3 separate regions of the Homo sapiens genome follow, and regions 1 and 3 are each linked to region 2. A link is an interaction called in ENCODE POLR2A ChIA-PET data of the cell type or tissue named here. Cell type or tissue: HepG2. All regions are shown on one strand.

What was found. ChIA-PET counts read pairs that join two places held together with the same protein. Peaks named below come from ENCODE experiments on the same cell type or tissue, not always from the same donor. Only the 100,000 strongest peaks of a DNase experiment are listed, where the experiment ranks them.
Region 1: POLR2A ChIA-PET joins it to region 2 with 14 read pairs; 11 of 35 experiments call an interaction of 5 or more read pairs at or near these places.
Region 3: POLR2A ChIA-PET joins it to region 2 with 11 read pairs; 3 of 35 experiments call an interaction of 5 or more read pairs at or near these places.

What each region holds. Positions count from the first base shown.
Region 1 is chr11:709,864-714,863 of GRCh38, forward strand. EPS8L2 (EPS8 signaling adaptor L2) reads left to right here. Exons shown (of 21, transcript NM_022772.4): 4 at 559-623. Among named protein-coding and RNA genes, the nearest start is that of EPS8L2, 6.1 kb to the left of the region's middle. RefSeq lists an enhancer at 1-773. In HepG2, no CTCF peak of the experiment used is centred here; DNase peaks (open chromatin) are centred at 1,208 and 3,118.
Region 2 is chr11:818,088-823,087 of GRCh38, forward strand. PNPLA2 (patatin like domain 2, triacylglycerol lipase) reads left to right here and starts at 827. Exons shown (of 10, transcript NM_020376.4): 1 at 827-871; 2 at 1,487-1,818; 3 at 3,541-3,773; 4 at 3,871-3,936; 5 at 4,310-4,519. The coding sequence starts at 1,632. RefSeq lists enhancers at 582-876, 2,412-2,461 and a silencer at 1,072-1,961. In HepG2, no CTCF peak of the experiment used is centred here; DNase peaks (open chromatin) are centred at 744, 1,434, 2,094 and 3,324; H3K4me3 peaks cover 2,962 bases.
Region 3 is chr11:950,642-955,641 of GRCh38, forward strand. All of the region lies in intron 1 of AP2A2 (adaptor related protein complex 2 subunit alpha 2), which reads left to right. Among named protein-coding and RNA genes, the nearest start is that of AP2A2, 27 kb to the left of the region's middle. RefSeq lists enhancers at 3,342-3,950, 4,058-4,721, 4,722-5,000. In HepG2, no CTCF peak of the experiment used is centred here; DNase peaks (open chromatin) are centred at 1,960 and 3,070; H3K4me3 peaks cover 1,050 bases.

The sequences.
Region 1 (5,000 bases), 110 kb before region 2:
GCTGTAACCTGATCACAGCGAGGTTCAGGCAGGATAAGCCGCCAGGTGTCTGCTCCAGGAGGGGGGCCTGGCCAGCCCCCACCTCCCCCCACTCTGCCCTTCCCCAGAGACGACCCTGCCCTCTCGCTAGCTAGATGCACCCTTCACTTATGTCTTTGGACAAGGTGCCTAGTCTGGAAAGCGAGAAGACCTGGGAGGGCAGGGAGAGTGAAGCTGGCAGCTCTCAGAGTGGGAAGAAGCCGGGCTGGGACCCCCTTCCTGTCCCCTCACCCTCCGGGACAGAAACCCCCCGGGCACAGGCTGCTGGTCCCCACTCCACTCAGAGCAAGCCCATCGCCTTCTCCGAGCTGCGTCCTTCTCCAAGGGGGCTTCCCTGGAGGGAGGGAGGGGGCTTCCTGCAGGTCCTGATTTCACACCCACATCCTTCCTGGTGGCCAAGAGGTCCACGGAGCAGCCTCCCTCCGCTTGACTCCACCTTCCCTTGTGGGTCCAGTCCCAACTGGACGGGAGGCTGTGGGTCCTGCCCGTCGGGGGAGTGACTGGTGTCTCCCGGTTCAGAGCAGAGGAAGAAGTATTCCAACTCCAACGTCATCATGCACGAGACCTCGCAGTACCACGTCCAGGTAAGGCCCCGCCCCCAGGTAGGCTCCGCCCCCAGGGAGCACCCTCAGGACATGGCTGTCCTCAGGTTCTCGTCTCCACAAAAAATAAAATAATTAGACGGGCATGGTGGTGCCGGCCTGTAGGCCCTGCTACTGGGGAGGCTGAGGCGAGGGGGTCACTTGAGCCCGGGAGGCGGAGGCTGTAGTGAGCCAAGATCGCACCACTGCACTCCAGCCTGGGCACCTGGGTGACAGAGCTAGACCCTGTCTCAAAACGAAAGAGAGAAAGAGAGAAAGAGAGAAAGGGAGGAAGGGAGGAAGGGAGGAAAGCTCCAGGGAGAGTGGTCAGCCCAGCTTCTGACACCCACGGGGCCGGGGGAGGCCAGAGCCAGAACTGCCCACACTGTCCCGGGCTCAGCCACGGGGCCGGGGAAAGCGCCCCTCTGGTTCCAGTCCTGGGAACTCGCGGCCTGGGGGGTGAGGCAGCCCAGGGTGTGCCGGGAAAACACTGTGGCTGCTGCCCAGCCCTGGATGGGAAGAGCCCCTGGAGGAGATGATCATCCTGGCCCCAAAACGAGGAACTGTATCGGGAGGGAGCAGGCAGAACAAAGACGCCCTTGATGGGGGATTCAGGGAGGCCCGGGCTGCTTCTCAGGGCTCAGACGGGGCTGCCTGCACGCGCCGGACCAGCCGCCAGCCCTGAGGGCTTTTCTGTTCTCCTAGGTCAGTTTCATTGACACGGAGAACTCAGGAAATGTTTTTTTGGGGGGTTTTGTGTGCGTGTGTGCGTGTGTGCGTGCGTGCGTGTGTGTGTGTGTGTGTGTGTCTTTTTTTCTTCCTTTCTTTCTCTCTCTCTCTGTCTCTCTCTTTTCTTTTCTTTCTTTCATTTTGAGACAGGGTCTAGCTCTGTCACCCAGGTGCCCAGGCTGGAGTGCAGTGGTGCGATCTTGGCTCACTACAGCCTCCGCCTCCTGGACTCAAGTGATCCCCTCACCTCAGCCTCCCCAGTAGCTGGGCCTACAGGCTGGCCCCACCATGCCCATCTAATTATTTTATTTTTTTGTGGAGATGGAAGTCTCCCTATGTTGCCCAGGCTGGTCTCAAACTCCTAGGCTCAAGCAATCCTCCCCCCTCCTAGCCAGGCCTGGTAGTGTGAGCTCGTAGTCCAGCTACTTGGGAGGCTCAGGCAGGAGGATCCCACCACGGCCCTCCAGCAGCCTGGGCAACAGAGTCTTAGGCCAGGCGCGGTGGCTCACGCCTGTAATCCCAGCACTTTGGGAGGCTGAGGTGAGTGGATCATCTGAGGTTAGGAGTTTGAGACCAGCCTGACCAACATGGCAAAACCTCATGTCTACTGAAAATACAAAATTAGCCAGGCGTCGTGGTGCATACCTATAATCCCAGCTACTCGGGAGGCTGAGGCAGGAGAATCACTGGAACCCAGGAGGCGGAGGTTGCAGTGAGCCGAGATCACACCACTGCACTCCAGCATGGGCAACAGAGCGAGACTCCATCTCAAAAAAGAGAAAAAAAAAAGGGACCAGGCGCGGTTGTTCATACCTGTAATCCCAGCACTTTGGGAGGCCGAGGCGGGTGGATCACCTGACGTCAGGAGTTCGAGACCAGCCTGACCAACATGGTGAAACCCCATCTCTACTAAAACTACAAAACTTAGCTGGACGTGGTGGTGGGAGCCTGTAGTCCCAGCTACTTGGGAAGCTGAGACAGGAGAATCACTAGAACCCGGGAAATGGAGGTTGCAGTGAGCCGGGATTGCGCCACTGCACTCCAGCCTGGGGGACAGGGCGAGACTCCATCTCAAAAGGAAAAAAAAAAAGGCCCCTGCGCCTGGGTACGAGCTGGGCTCCCGGTTGTGGTCCAAGCCTGGGTGCGAGCTGGGCTCCCGGTTGTGGTCCAAGCCTGGGTGCGAGCTGGGCTCCCGGTTGTCGTCCAAGCCTGGGTGCGAGCTGGGCTCCCGGTTGTCGTCCAAGCCTGGGTGCGAGCTGGGCTCCCGGTTGTCGTCCAAGCCTGGGTGCGAGCTGGGCTTCCGGTTGTGGTCCAAGCCTACAGGACTAGGAAAAGGAGGGAGGGTGAGGGAGCCTGGAGCTGGGTCCTCCTGCAGGACCAGTCCTTTCTGCCACAAACAGCCCTGGCTGGGGGCCCAAAATGCCCCCTGGTTCCCCCTTGCTGTCCTCCACACCTGCAGAGGTGAGACAGGTCACTACTCTTTGAGCCTCAGTTTCCTCGTCTGTACAATGGGTCCAAAGAGCCATCAGGAGTCCCTGAGCTCTTGAATCGGGCTGTTTTGGGTGACCAGGGCCCTCCCAGCAGCCTGGGCAGCTAGACCCTGCATACAGCCAGGCTGGTGACTTCGGCCAGCTCAGTGTCCAGGGGAAGGCACAGAGCAGTGGCCGAGTTCACTTTAGTCCCCTCTTCCTGGGCAGCTCCACCACCTTTCTCAGGGACTCTGCCCTCTTCGGGAGGAGCCTGGGGCCTCTCAGCCTGGCTCCTGGACTTTGGCCCCAGCTGGCCTGGCCTGGCCCCCAGCCAGCAGGAGCCTCGTCTGCCCAGAGGCCAACAGAGTGAGGAGTGGAGGGTGGGTGGGGCTTTCCTGCCTCTCCCCGATGAGGACACTGGGGACCAGAGAGAGGGTGAGAGTCTGGTGGGAAGTCTCTCCAGCCAGGTGGGGGCCGGATCAGATTGGCCCTGACAGTGGGTGGGGGGCACCTGAGCCCGGGTCCATGGTTTGCTTTTTTCTAAGTTATCACACAGTAAAAGCCATGTGTACGTGGGGGTGTGGTTCTGTTGCCACCATAGTCGACCCATCAGCCCCATCACTCCAAACCTGTGAATCCCCGACCTTGGTGGCTACCCCCAACCTCTGGCAACACCTGCCTGCCTTCATCACCACAGTTTCTGTTTGTTTGTGTGTTTGAGACGGAGTCTCGCTCTGTCACCCAGGCTGGAGTGCAATGGCGCGATCTCAGCTCACTGCAACCTCTGCCTCCCAGGTTCAAACCATTCTCCTGCCTCAGCCTCCTGAGTAGCTGGGACTACAGGCGCCCGCCACCACGCCTGGCTAAATTTTTTTTTCTCTGAGACAGAGTCTCACCCTGTCACCTAGGCTGGAGTGCGGTGGCGTGATCTTGGTTCACTGCAACCTCCGCCTCAAGGGTTCAAGTGATTCTCCTGCCTCAGCCTCCCCAGTACCTGGGATTACAGGCACGCACCACCACACCCAGCTAATTTTTTATATCTTTAGCAGAGATGGGGTTTCACCATGTTGGCCAGGCTGGTCTTGAACTCCTGACCTCAATTGATCCACCCACCTCAGCCTCCCAAAGTGGTGGGATTACAGGCGTGAGCCACCGTGCCTGGCCTAATTTTTGTATTTTTAGTACAGATGGGGTTTCACCATGTTGGCCAGGCTGGTCCCCAACGCCTGACCTCAAGTGATCCACCTGTTTTCACTATGTTGGCCAGGCTGGTCCCCAGTGCCTGACCTCAGGTGATCCACCTGCCTCCCAAAGTGCTGGGATGACGGACTGAGTCACTGCGTCCGGCCTCCATCATTGTGGTTTGATAAGTGGAAATTAATTTTTATGATGTCCATTCGTATGTGTTTTTCTTTTATGGTTTAGGGTTTTTGGCATCCTAAGAAGTCATCCTTTGACCAAATTTCTGGAGATTTCTTCCGTGTTTTCTTTTATTTTTTGTAAATTAGGAATTCACTGTGGAAGTTCCTGTGTTTTCTTTTTCTTTTCTTTTTTCTTTTTTTTTTTGAGGTGGAGCTTTGCTGTGTCACCCAGGCTGGGGTGCAGTGGCGTGATCTTGGTTCACTGCAACCTCCACCTCTTGGGTTCAAGCAATTCTCCTGCCTCAGCCTCCTGAGTATCTGGGATTACAGGAATCCATCACCATGCCCGGCTCATTTTTTGTATTTTCATCAGAGATGGGGTTTCACCATGTTGGCAAGGCTGGTCTCGAACTCCTGATCCCAGGTGATCCACCAGCCTTAGCCTCCCAAAGTGCTGGGATTACAGGCGTGAGCCGCCGCGCTGGGCCAGTTCCTGTGTTTTCTTTTGGATGCTTCCCAGTGTAGGCTTTTGCGTTTAGGGCCAGGATCCATTTTATTTTATTTTATTTTATTTTATTTATTTTTTTATTTAATTTTTAAATTTTATTTTATATTTATTTTATTTTATTTTATTTTTTTTTGAGACAGTCTCAATGTACTGGACCACACTGATTGACTGTTTTGAATGTTGAACCAGCCTAATCCTCATTTATTCCAAGTGTGTGATCCTTTTTCCTGTGTTGAGGGACTGATGTGGTAATATTGTTGTTAGGGGTATTTTGTGTTGATGTCCATTAGAGGTACTGGTCTGTAATTTTCGT
Region 2 (5,000 bases):
TGATCTGCCCTCCTCGGCCTCCCAAAGTGCTGGGATTACAGGCATGGGCCACTGTGCCCGGCCTCTTTTTAGGACGGAGCCTCGCTCTGCCCCCCAGGCTGGAGTGCAGTGGTGCGATCTCAGCTCACTGCAACCTCCGCCTCCCAGGTTCAAGTGATTCTCCTGCCTCAGCCTCCCGAGTAGCTGGGATTACAGGCGTGTGCCACCCTGACCGGCTAATTTTTGTATTTTTGGTAGAGACAGCGTTTCACCAGCCAGGCGGTCTCAAACTCCCGACTTTCTGTGATCCGCCCGTCTTGGCCTCCCCAAGTGCTGGGATTACAGGTGTGAGCTTCCACACCCGGCCTCCTCTCATTTTGAGCTTATGTAAATGCCTACCGGCCCCCAGTAGGGCTGGGGCAGGGTTGACTTTCCAGTGCTGTCTGGGATGGCTGGGAGCAAAGAGGCTGAGGACTGGGCAGCATCCCCCTAGATGGCCCCATCCTGTTCTGGCCCTGTTCTGGCTTCCCTAACTCAGCTTGGGTTGGGGGCAGCCCCAAGCCCCATCCCAGACCCTCTGCAGCTCTGGCAACAGCTAGGTCCAGAGATGACCTCAGCCTGGGGAGCCAGTGTTCCTGGGGAGACAGAATCTCATTGCCTCCCACCCCAACCTGAGAAAGCCTCTCGTTTGGGGGTGGGGTGAGGTTCAGGGAGGGATCCTGGATCTACTCCAAGCCCTGTTTGCTCCACTGACCAGGAGAAAAATGCGGAAAAGGGGTGAAAGGGTGACATCACCCAGGATTGCTCCACCTCTGGGGCAATTATCGGGAGCAGGGCGGCCCCAGTCAGACGCAGGCAGCCCCAAAGCCTGAACAGGCAGGGCCAGACCCAGGTAAGAAGCCAAGGTCCGGAAGGGTCGCGGGCGCGGGGCAGGGCTGAGGCCCCACGTCAGGTCGCGTGGGTCTGCGGAGCTGGGGTCCCCCACGAAGGGTTTGCGGGACTCGCATCCGGCCTTGGCCTTGGATGTTTATGGGTCTGTCTGTGGGTGAGCCTGTGGGTCCCGGGGCTCCCGAGGCCTGTGCGGCTTTCAGGTCTGGGGGTGCTGCCGGTGCGCCTCTGTCCAGGGACCAGCTCCTCTGTCCCGGGTGGGTGTGGGAGGCGGACCCGGTGGGGAGGGGCGGTGGCTGCCCTGAAACCAGAGCTCCCTCTCGCCGGTACCCAGGTCTGTGTGAGGCTTCCGGCCCCCAGGCTCGGGCCTGCGCCCAGCCCACCCTACACCCCTAGGCGTGTGCCCCCAGCCGTGCCCAGCAGGGGCGGAGGGAGGGCAGAAGCTTTCTCCGGGCGGCAGCGGAGGGCGGGGCTCCAGCGCGGGGGGCCGGGTCAAGGACGGGGGCGGGTCCCGAGGGCACGGCCGTTCCCTGCGCGCCCCGATTGGTCTTCGTGTGCCGGCCCCGCCCCCGCCGTGAGTCCCACACTTAAAAGCGCCGCCTCCGCGCCGCCCGCGTAGCTTCTTCGCCTCCGCCAGCGGGGACCCCGAGCTAGAGCCGCAGCGGGACCTGCCCGGCCCCCGGCTCCAGCGAGCGAGCGGCGAGCAGGCGGCTCACAGAGGCCTGGCCGCCCACGGAACCCGGGGCCCGGCGGCCGCCGCCGCGATGTTTCCCCGCGAGAAGACGTGGAACATCTCGTTCGCGGGCTGCGGCTTCCTCGGCGTCTACTACGTCGGCGTGGCCTCCTGCCTCCGCGAGCACGCGCCCTTCCTGGTGGCCAACGCCACGCACATCTACGGCGCCTCGGCCGGGGCGCTCACGGCCACGGCGCTGGTCACCGGGGTCTGCCTGGGTGAGCGGGGCCGGGGGCGGCAGGCGGGGGGCTGGCGGGAAGGCCGTGCGGGGCCGGGGGATGGTCTCCGTGAGCGGAGGGGCCCCGCGGCGAGTCGGTGGGTACCGTGGGGAGGGTTCCGGTCCGCGCCTGGGGAACCCGGCGAGGATCCAATCCGGGTCGCTGGCCTGGGGGCGGGGCCTGGTTTGTTTTGCTCCGAGGGTGCCCGGGGCCCGCCTGTCTGGCGCAAAGGTTTGGGGGCGGGCAGGTGCAGCAAAAGCTGCTTAATTGGACAGAAAAAGTAACTCGTGGGCGGGACCGTGAGAATCCGAGGAGGGACCTAAGTCACCCCGTGGCCCTGGATATTACAACCGGTGCCAGCGATCGGTCACAGTGTCCTGGGCTTCCGCAGTTGCAGGCTGCTATCAGGGGGCCTGGCATGGGGGTAGCCTCTTGAGAGGCGTCTGGGAACCGTGACCTGGTCCTTCCCAAGGGCCCGGAGGAGGAGCCCCGCTGAGGTCAGGGCTGGGCGCGAAGGGGCTCTCCTGCCCTCTCCTTGCACACGGTGCCCTGTGGCCTGGCTCCCCGCTGCGGCCCACCGCGTTTGCACACTTCATGGGTGAGGGTGCTTCTGGGCTCTGGTGCCTGGGTCAGGAGTGGATGGGTCTCTGTGTGCTGGGCTGGCCTCGGCTCGCACCATCGGCTGCCATGAGGGAGTGATGTTTACAGCACACGACTTCAGGAGCCTGTGAGGACACCCAAGATGACAGGGGCACTCTGCTCAGCAGGAGCCTGTCCGGGGCTCACCCCTGCCCTCTTCCTCTGAACTTTGTCCTGGGAGGGAGGGGGCTGGACCACAGAAGTGAACCTCTCAGGTCCCAATAACTAGAGCTATTATTGGGAACAGCCCCCTCCAGCCCCCTCCCTCTCATGGAGGCCTTCAGACAAGCGCCTCAGTCGGCCCCCTGGCTTCAAGATACATCAAGGTCCCTGCTACCCGAGCCAAGGACACCTCTCCCACAGTGCTTCCCCACCCTGCTCCCAACAAGACTCCTTCTCACGGGTGGTCTTGCACAGCTGGAGCCCATAGTGCAGCAGGTGCTGGCTGAAGAGCCCCTGGCTCCACACTGCCCCACTCCTGACCAGGGTGATGCACTGGAGGAGGGCTTGGACCTCAGCTCCTCCCTCAGTGCTCCCGACCACTTCCAGGGACTATCCCCAAGCTGGCCAGCACTCCTGCGCCCCAAGAGGAGTGTTTGGGGTGCTTCCTCTTGGCTGCAGTGGGACACAGGTGTGCCTTCCTAGGAACTGGGCCCTGACTACTTCCAGCCCAACACTCCCGGGCCTGTGAACTGTGACCTGTGTGCCGGGATGGGTTTTGTGGGTCTGCCCCATCCCCGCACTGCTGGATCTGGCCAAGTGGGTGAAGGCTAAGGCCGGTCAGAGTTGAGTTTCTGCCTTGTCCCCTCTCCTGGGCTAGATGCCACACCAGGCCCAGTGACTCATAGGGCAGGCAGTTGGGAAATACCAGGCAGAGGGCAGGTCCTGGTCTCAGCTGGCCAGCCTCTGCTGTCTGCCATCCCAGGGGAGGTGGCCAAAGTCCCAACTGTGAGCCAGGCCCCACATTCACTGGGCCTCCTCCAGGGTCTGTATGCCATGGAACCCTGGACATGGGGCTATGAAGGAAGGTGGGTGTTGCTAAGCCCAGGAGCATGGGCCCCTAACCTTGGCCCTGTGCCCCAGGTGAGGCTGGTGCCAAGTTCATTGAGGTATCTAAAGAGGCCCGGAAGCGGTTCCTGGGCCCCCTGCACCCCTCCTTCAACCTGGTAAAGATCATCCGCAGTTTCCTGCTGAAGGTCCTGCCTGCTGATAGCCATGAGCATGCCAGTGGGCGCCTGGGCATCTCCCTGACCCGCGTGTCAGACGGCGAGAATGTCATTATATCCCACTTCAACTCCAAGGACGAGCTCATCCAGGTGGGGCCTGGTGGAGCCATGCTGGGTGGCGGTGGGGGGGGCAGTGGGAACCTCAAGGCCTCTGCTCATTCTCTCCCACTCTGTCCCTGCCCTGAAGGCCAATGTCTGCAGCGGTTTCATCCCCGTGTACTGTGGGCTCATCCCTCCCTCCCTCCAGGGGGTGGTGAGTATTCCTAGCCCTGGACACCTTCTATGGGGTGGGCCGTGGGATGAGGGACAGAGGAGGAGGCCGCCTAGAGCCATCCTTCAGGCCCTTGCTCTGCCACCGCCTGTTACCCACTTCCCCTGTGTTACTCAAGAAACAGCTGTGGCAACGCACGCTTCCTGGCCCCCCATCCCTTCCTCCGTCCCTGCCCTCCCCCGTCTACCATCTGCTCAGTGCCCAGGCTGGCCCACAGCCAGTGCCCAGTGGGTAAAACGCTCAAATGAGGTAGCCACTGAATGGGGCCCTTGGTGGCCGGGTGGGGTGGCTGGGGTGGGTGGCCAGTGCAGCCACAGGCCCTCACATACGGTCCTGTCTGTGTGTCCCGTGGAAGCGCTACGTGGATGGTGGCATTTCAGACAACCTGCCACTCTATGAGCTTAAGAACACCATCACAGTGTCCCCCTTCTCGGGCGAGAGTGACATCTGTCCGCAGGACAGCTCCACCAACATCCACGAGCTGCGGGTCACCAACACCAGCATCCAGTTCAACCTGCGCAACCTCTACCGCCTCTCCAAGGCCCTCTTCCCGCCGGAGCCCCTGGTGAGCTCTGCTCCGAGGACTGTGGCCTTCCCAGCCACTCCTCACTGGGCACCAAGGGAGAACACTGATCCTTTGACTTCTGAGTGCCCAGGGTAGGGTGGTGGGAGCCTCTTCTGAGGGCTGGGGAAAGCGCACAACCTTTCTAGGGGCAGATGGCCCATCCAACCTCTCTGTCTAGCTGCTCTGTCCAGGCTCCCTGTCCAGTCTCTCTCTCTTTTTTTTTTTTTTTTTTGTTTGAGACGGAGTCTCGCTCTGTTGCCAAGGCTGGAGTGCAGTGGCAGGATCTCAGCTCACTGCAACCTCTGCCTCCAAGGTTCAAGCTATTCTCCTGCCTCAGCCTCCCCATTAGCTGGGATTACAGGCGCCTGCCACCATGCCTGGCTACTTTTTGTATTTTTAGTAAAGAAATAGGGTTTCACCATGTTGGCCAGGCTGGCCTCAAACTATTTTATTTTTTTATTTTTTTTTTGAGATGAAGTCT
Region 3 (5,000 bases), 130 kb after region 2:
TCTGGACTTCATAACGTGTGCTACAAAATACTATTTAGAAGGTGAAATGGCAACCTGAGAATGAGAGAAAATATTTGAAAACCGTGTACCTGATAAAGGGCTCGTTATTTAGAATATATAAAAAACTTCATGAAGACAACTAAATTAAAAAATTGATGAAGTGTTAGGGGCTGCGGGTGTGGTGGCCATACCTGTAATCCCAGCATTTTGGGAGGCTGAGGTAGGTGGATCACCCGAGGTCAGGAGTTCAAGACCAGCCTAGCCAACATGGTGAAACCCCGTCTGTACTAAAATACAAAAATTAACTGGGTGTGGTGGTGTGCACCTGTAATCCCAGCTTCTTGGGAGGCTGAGGCACAAGAATCACTTGAACCTGGGAAGCGGATGTTGCAGTGAGCCGAGGTCATGTCACTGTACTCCAGCCTGGGTGACAGAGTGAGACTGCATCTCAAAAAAAAAAAAAATTGATGAAGTATTAAAATATATATTTCTTCCAAATAGATTTACGAATGTTCAATAAGCATATAAAAGCTATCAGAAAAATGCATATCAAAATCACAATGAGATACTGCATCACACTTACCCAGATGGCTGTAATAAAAAAGATGAGGCCAGGCACTCCCAGCTGTAATTCCAGCACTTTGGGAGGCCGAGGTGGGTGGATCACCTGAGGTCAGGAGTTTGAGACCAGCCTGACCAATATGGTGAAACCCCACCTCTACTAAAAATACAAAAATTAGCTGGGCGTAGTGGCAGGCGCCTGTAATTCCAGCTACTTGGGAGGCTGAGGCAGGAGAATTGCTTGAACCTGGGAGGTGGAGGTTGCAGTGAGCCGAGATCGTGCCACCACACTCCAGCCTGGGTGACAGGGCGAGACTCCGTCTCAAAAAAAAAAAAAGAACGTGTGAGTTTATCCCTGGTGATGGGCACAGTAGCTTCTCGTGGCTGGACCAGTGCTTTGCTCCTTATTTCACACTTCTCATCACAGCTCTTTCATTGATGGCACACCCATTTGAAGAAGAGAAACCGAGGCAGGTTGCGGTTAAGTTGATAGCCCAGGGTCACGTAGCTAGTAAAACATGGAGTGACATTCCAGTCCAGGCCTGATTTCAGAGTTTGCTTGGCTGACTGCTGTGCTAACCACCTTAATAGTAATTTTAGCAATTATAGCTTCCTTCAAAAATTCTTGGGCTTGGTCAATTTTGGGCTTTTGGGTTACTCGGCGGAATCACTTTATTTCTTTGAGACAGAGTCTCACCTTGTTGCCTAGGCTGGAGTACAGCGATGTCTGTCCTGGCTCACTGGAGTGTTGACTTCCTGGGCTCAGGTGATTCCCCCCACCTCAGCCTCCCTAGTAGCTGGGACCACAGGCATGCACCACCACACCTAATTTTTTAAAAAATTATTTATGGAGACCAGGTCTCCCTATGTTGCCTAGGCTGGTCTCGAGCTCCTGGACTCAAAACAGCCCTCCCACTTCAGCCTCCCAAGGTGCTGGGATTATAGGCGTGAGCCACTGCCCAGTCTGAAATCACTTTATATACAGACTAAAACTCTGTAGACCAAGTTTTGCTGCACATTGCAAGGACAGAAGATTTTGGTACTTTGGTATTTTATAATCATCTGTCATAGGCTCCTTTACTATTTTTTGTGGAACTTGGGCTGTTCCCAGAATACTAATCCTCTCTGTTGATTAGTTCAGCCTGTAAACAAGAAATCATTAACCAGCATGCTGTTCCTGAAGAATGACCAGGGACAATAATTGTAAAAATTCAAGAGCTTTTATCCAAGCCTGCCCCTATAGAGTGTGTTCTTTGCTACTTCATGGAATGCAAATTGTAACTTGCTTTTGCCAGTAGCTATGGCATGTCCAGGTTACTCATTAGCCACCAGAGCTCCTAAGTTCACTGCGAGAATTCCCTGATGCAAGTACAGTACCCTTAGTGCTGATGGGCTGGCTGCATTTCAGACAGGAATAGTGCAGGATGACTGTGGCCAGCGTCTCTTTAACAAAGATCAGACTGTGTGTGGGGCTGGGCTTGTTGCTGTGGGTCAGTTACTCTTTAACAAAGATCAGACTCTGTGTGGCTGGGCTTGTTGCTGTGGGTCAGTTACTCTTGCTCATGCTTTACCCTTTCAGAATTCAGCTCCTCCCCGCTTCTCCTCAAGCTAATTTATCTAAAAAGATAAGATTTTTTTGCTAGATCTGTTCCCGGCACGGTGGGGTGGTTGAAGTCCTCCTGTGAGGCCCTCTGCCTTATGGAGATCAGTGCAGTGTCAGTGGCACGAATTGGTGCCTGGCCAGGAGCACGCTCTGCTCCTTTACAGGAGAGCCCCTGACAGGCACTGGAGGGCTCAGATTGTTACCTGCGTCCGTCATGACTGCAGGGGTGCTGCGTTGATCATGCAGCTTCTACTAGAGCGTTTTTGGTAAATTTGGGACATGGTAGTTGACTTGAATGTGTCAGTCTTGCCTGCAGGTCATCATCCGTCATCTCAGCCATGGTCGTGCTGGATTGTCTTTCTTGTTTTTGAGACAGCCTCTCTCTCTGTCACCCAGTCGCCCAGTCTGGAGTGCAGTGGTGTGATCTCGGCTCACTGCAACCTCTGCCTCTCGGGTTCAGGCAATTCTTCCACTTCAGCTTCCCCAGTAGCTGGGATTACAGGCGCACGCCACCATGCCCAGCTAATTTTTGTGTTTTTACTAGAGACAGGATTTCACCATGTTGCCCAGGCTGGTCTCAAACTCCTGACTTCAAGTGATCCACCTGCCTCAGTCTCCCAAAGTGCTGGGATTATAGGCGTGAGCCACTGCGCCTAGCCTGAATGCGTATTTTTATGTGAAATTAGTTTTCCTGAACTGTCAGAGGAGGCATGGTCTGGGTGGCTTTTCTACCGTAAGAGCCCCCCCCCCCCATTGTCTTCACACAGTGGCCTGCCTGGCAGCTGCAGTTGGAAGTCCCTGGCTCCGTCCTGGCTCCGTCTGCCTCCGTCTGCCTCCGTCTGCCTGCTGTCCCTGCACCTCCCCTTTTTCCTGCTTTTGCGTCGTCTCTGCTCAGTAGGGGCGCTGGGCCAGGTCACTCCATCCCTGGTTCTTGCATCATGCTCAGCCCTCTGTGGATACTGGGGCTGCTTAGGCTCTCCTGTCCTCAGGTCTGGCCGAGACGTGACACTACTCTTCTCTCTACCTTCTCTCTTTTTTTTTTTTTTTGAGATGGAGTCTTGCTCTGTTGCCCAGGCTGTAGTGCAATGGCGCGATCTCGGCTCACTGCAACCTCCGCCTCCTGGGTTCAAGCGATTCTTCTGCCTCAACTTCCTGAGTAGCTGGGATTGCAGGCGCCTGCCACCATGCCTGGCTAATTTTTGTATTTTTAGTAGAGACGAGGTTTCACCATGCTGGCCAGGCTGGTCTTGAACTCCTGACCTCAGGTGATCCGCCCGCCTCAGCCTCCCAAAGTGCAGACGTGAGTCACTGTGCCTGGCCTCTCTACCTTCTCTTGCACAGACATGATGCCGTGAGGTTGTACGGCCGTTGGTGGCTTTCCTTTTGAGGGAGCTGGAGCTCAGAGGCACAGCAGAATGAGTCAAAGGCTGCACTTGGATTCCCACCTCACTTGGATTCCCACCTCACGTGCTGGCCCCAAAGTTCACTCTTGTCATCACCTTCCATGCTTCTCCCCCTCCTCAGGGGCTGGCCTGCCCTCGTTTTAAAGTGTGTGTGTATGCGTATATTTGTATTTATGCATGTGTGTGTACATGTGTGTATTTGTGTGTGTGTATGTATTTGTGTTTATGTGTATGTATGTATATGTGTATATATGTTGTATTTGTGTTTATATTTGTGTATATATGTTGTATTTGTGTTTGTGTACGTGTGTATTTCTGTGTATCTGTGTATTTGTATTTATGTGTGTTTGTAAATGTGTGTATATGTATATTTGTGTGTGGCGTGTACATTTGTGTATTTGTGTGTATTTGGTTTATGTGTGCTTGTACGTGTATTTGTGTGTATATATGTGTATTTGTGTTTGTATAAATGTGTATTCATGTGTGTTTGTAAATGTGTGCATGTGTGTATTTGGTGTGTGTGTGTGTGTATTTGTGTGTGTGTGTGTTGAAAATTGGGCAATTAAAAGCAAGCTGTGGATGGGAAGCTGGAACTTGTCTCTGTTTCTGTCCCACAGAGGAGGGGGGTTAACTGCCTGTTTCTCCTGGTGGTTACCTCTATAACTCTACATTATGTGCTGTTTGTTTTAGTTTGTGGTTTCACAACCTTATATAAAATCTGTAGATTCCGTTTAGGAAAGTTGATTTAGCTCATGTAGTAGTATTTCCTCTTTCTCCTGCCCCCAGGTTTTTAGTATTTCTGCTTTAGATCTGAGCTCTGTTGATTCTGGACAACATAAGTTCCCCCTCAGAGTGGTTTCTTTCCCTGGTGTTTGGGTGGGTAAAGTAGAGGGCACAAACCAGGGAGAGAGCGCAAGGTCCCCTGTTGCAGACTTAATAGCACAGATCTGTGTACACCTTTGTGAGAAGCACACATGTACACACACAGTGGCATGCACACATAGGCACACGCACACTGGCACACCGCACCCAGTGCAGAGTGCCTCACCCATGCGCAGTCCCAGCTGTGTGAAGCTGCCTGCAGGCTTTGTGTGGCAGAAGCTCCCAAGACACTGTTTTCGTGACTCTTTCAGCCAAGTCCAAAAAACCTGCCATCCTGGGGGGCATCAGGCTGCCAGCATCCTCCTGTACCTGCTGTCCTGCTTTCTTGTGGAGCCGTCCGCTGGTCAGCCATCATACAGAGAGGAGTGGGGATGCTGAGACGCTGGGCAGCCTGCCCAGGGGTCACTGCTGTGAGCAGCTTTCAGGGCTGGGAAGAGAGACTGACTGGGACAGGAGGTTTGGGTGTGTCTGTGTTTTGTTAAAGGTCCCCTGAGGGCAGAAGCTGTTGTGTTCCCAGCACCTGGGACAGTGCTTGGGTCGGGGAGCCGCCA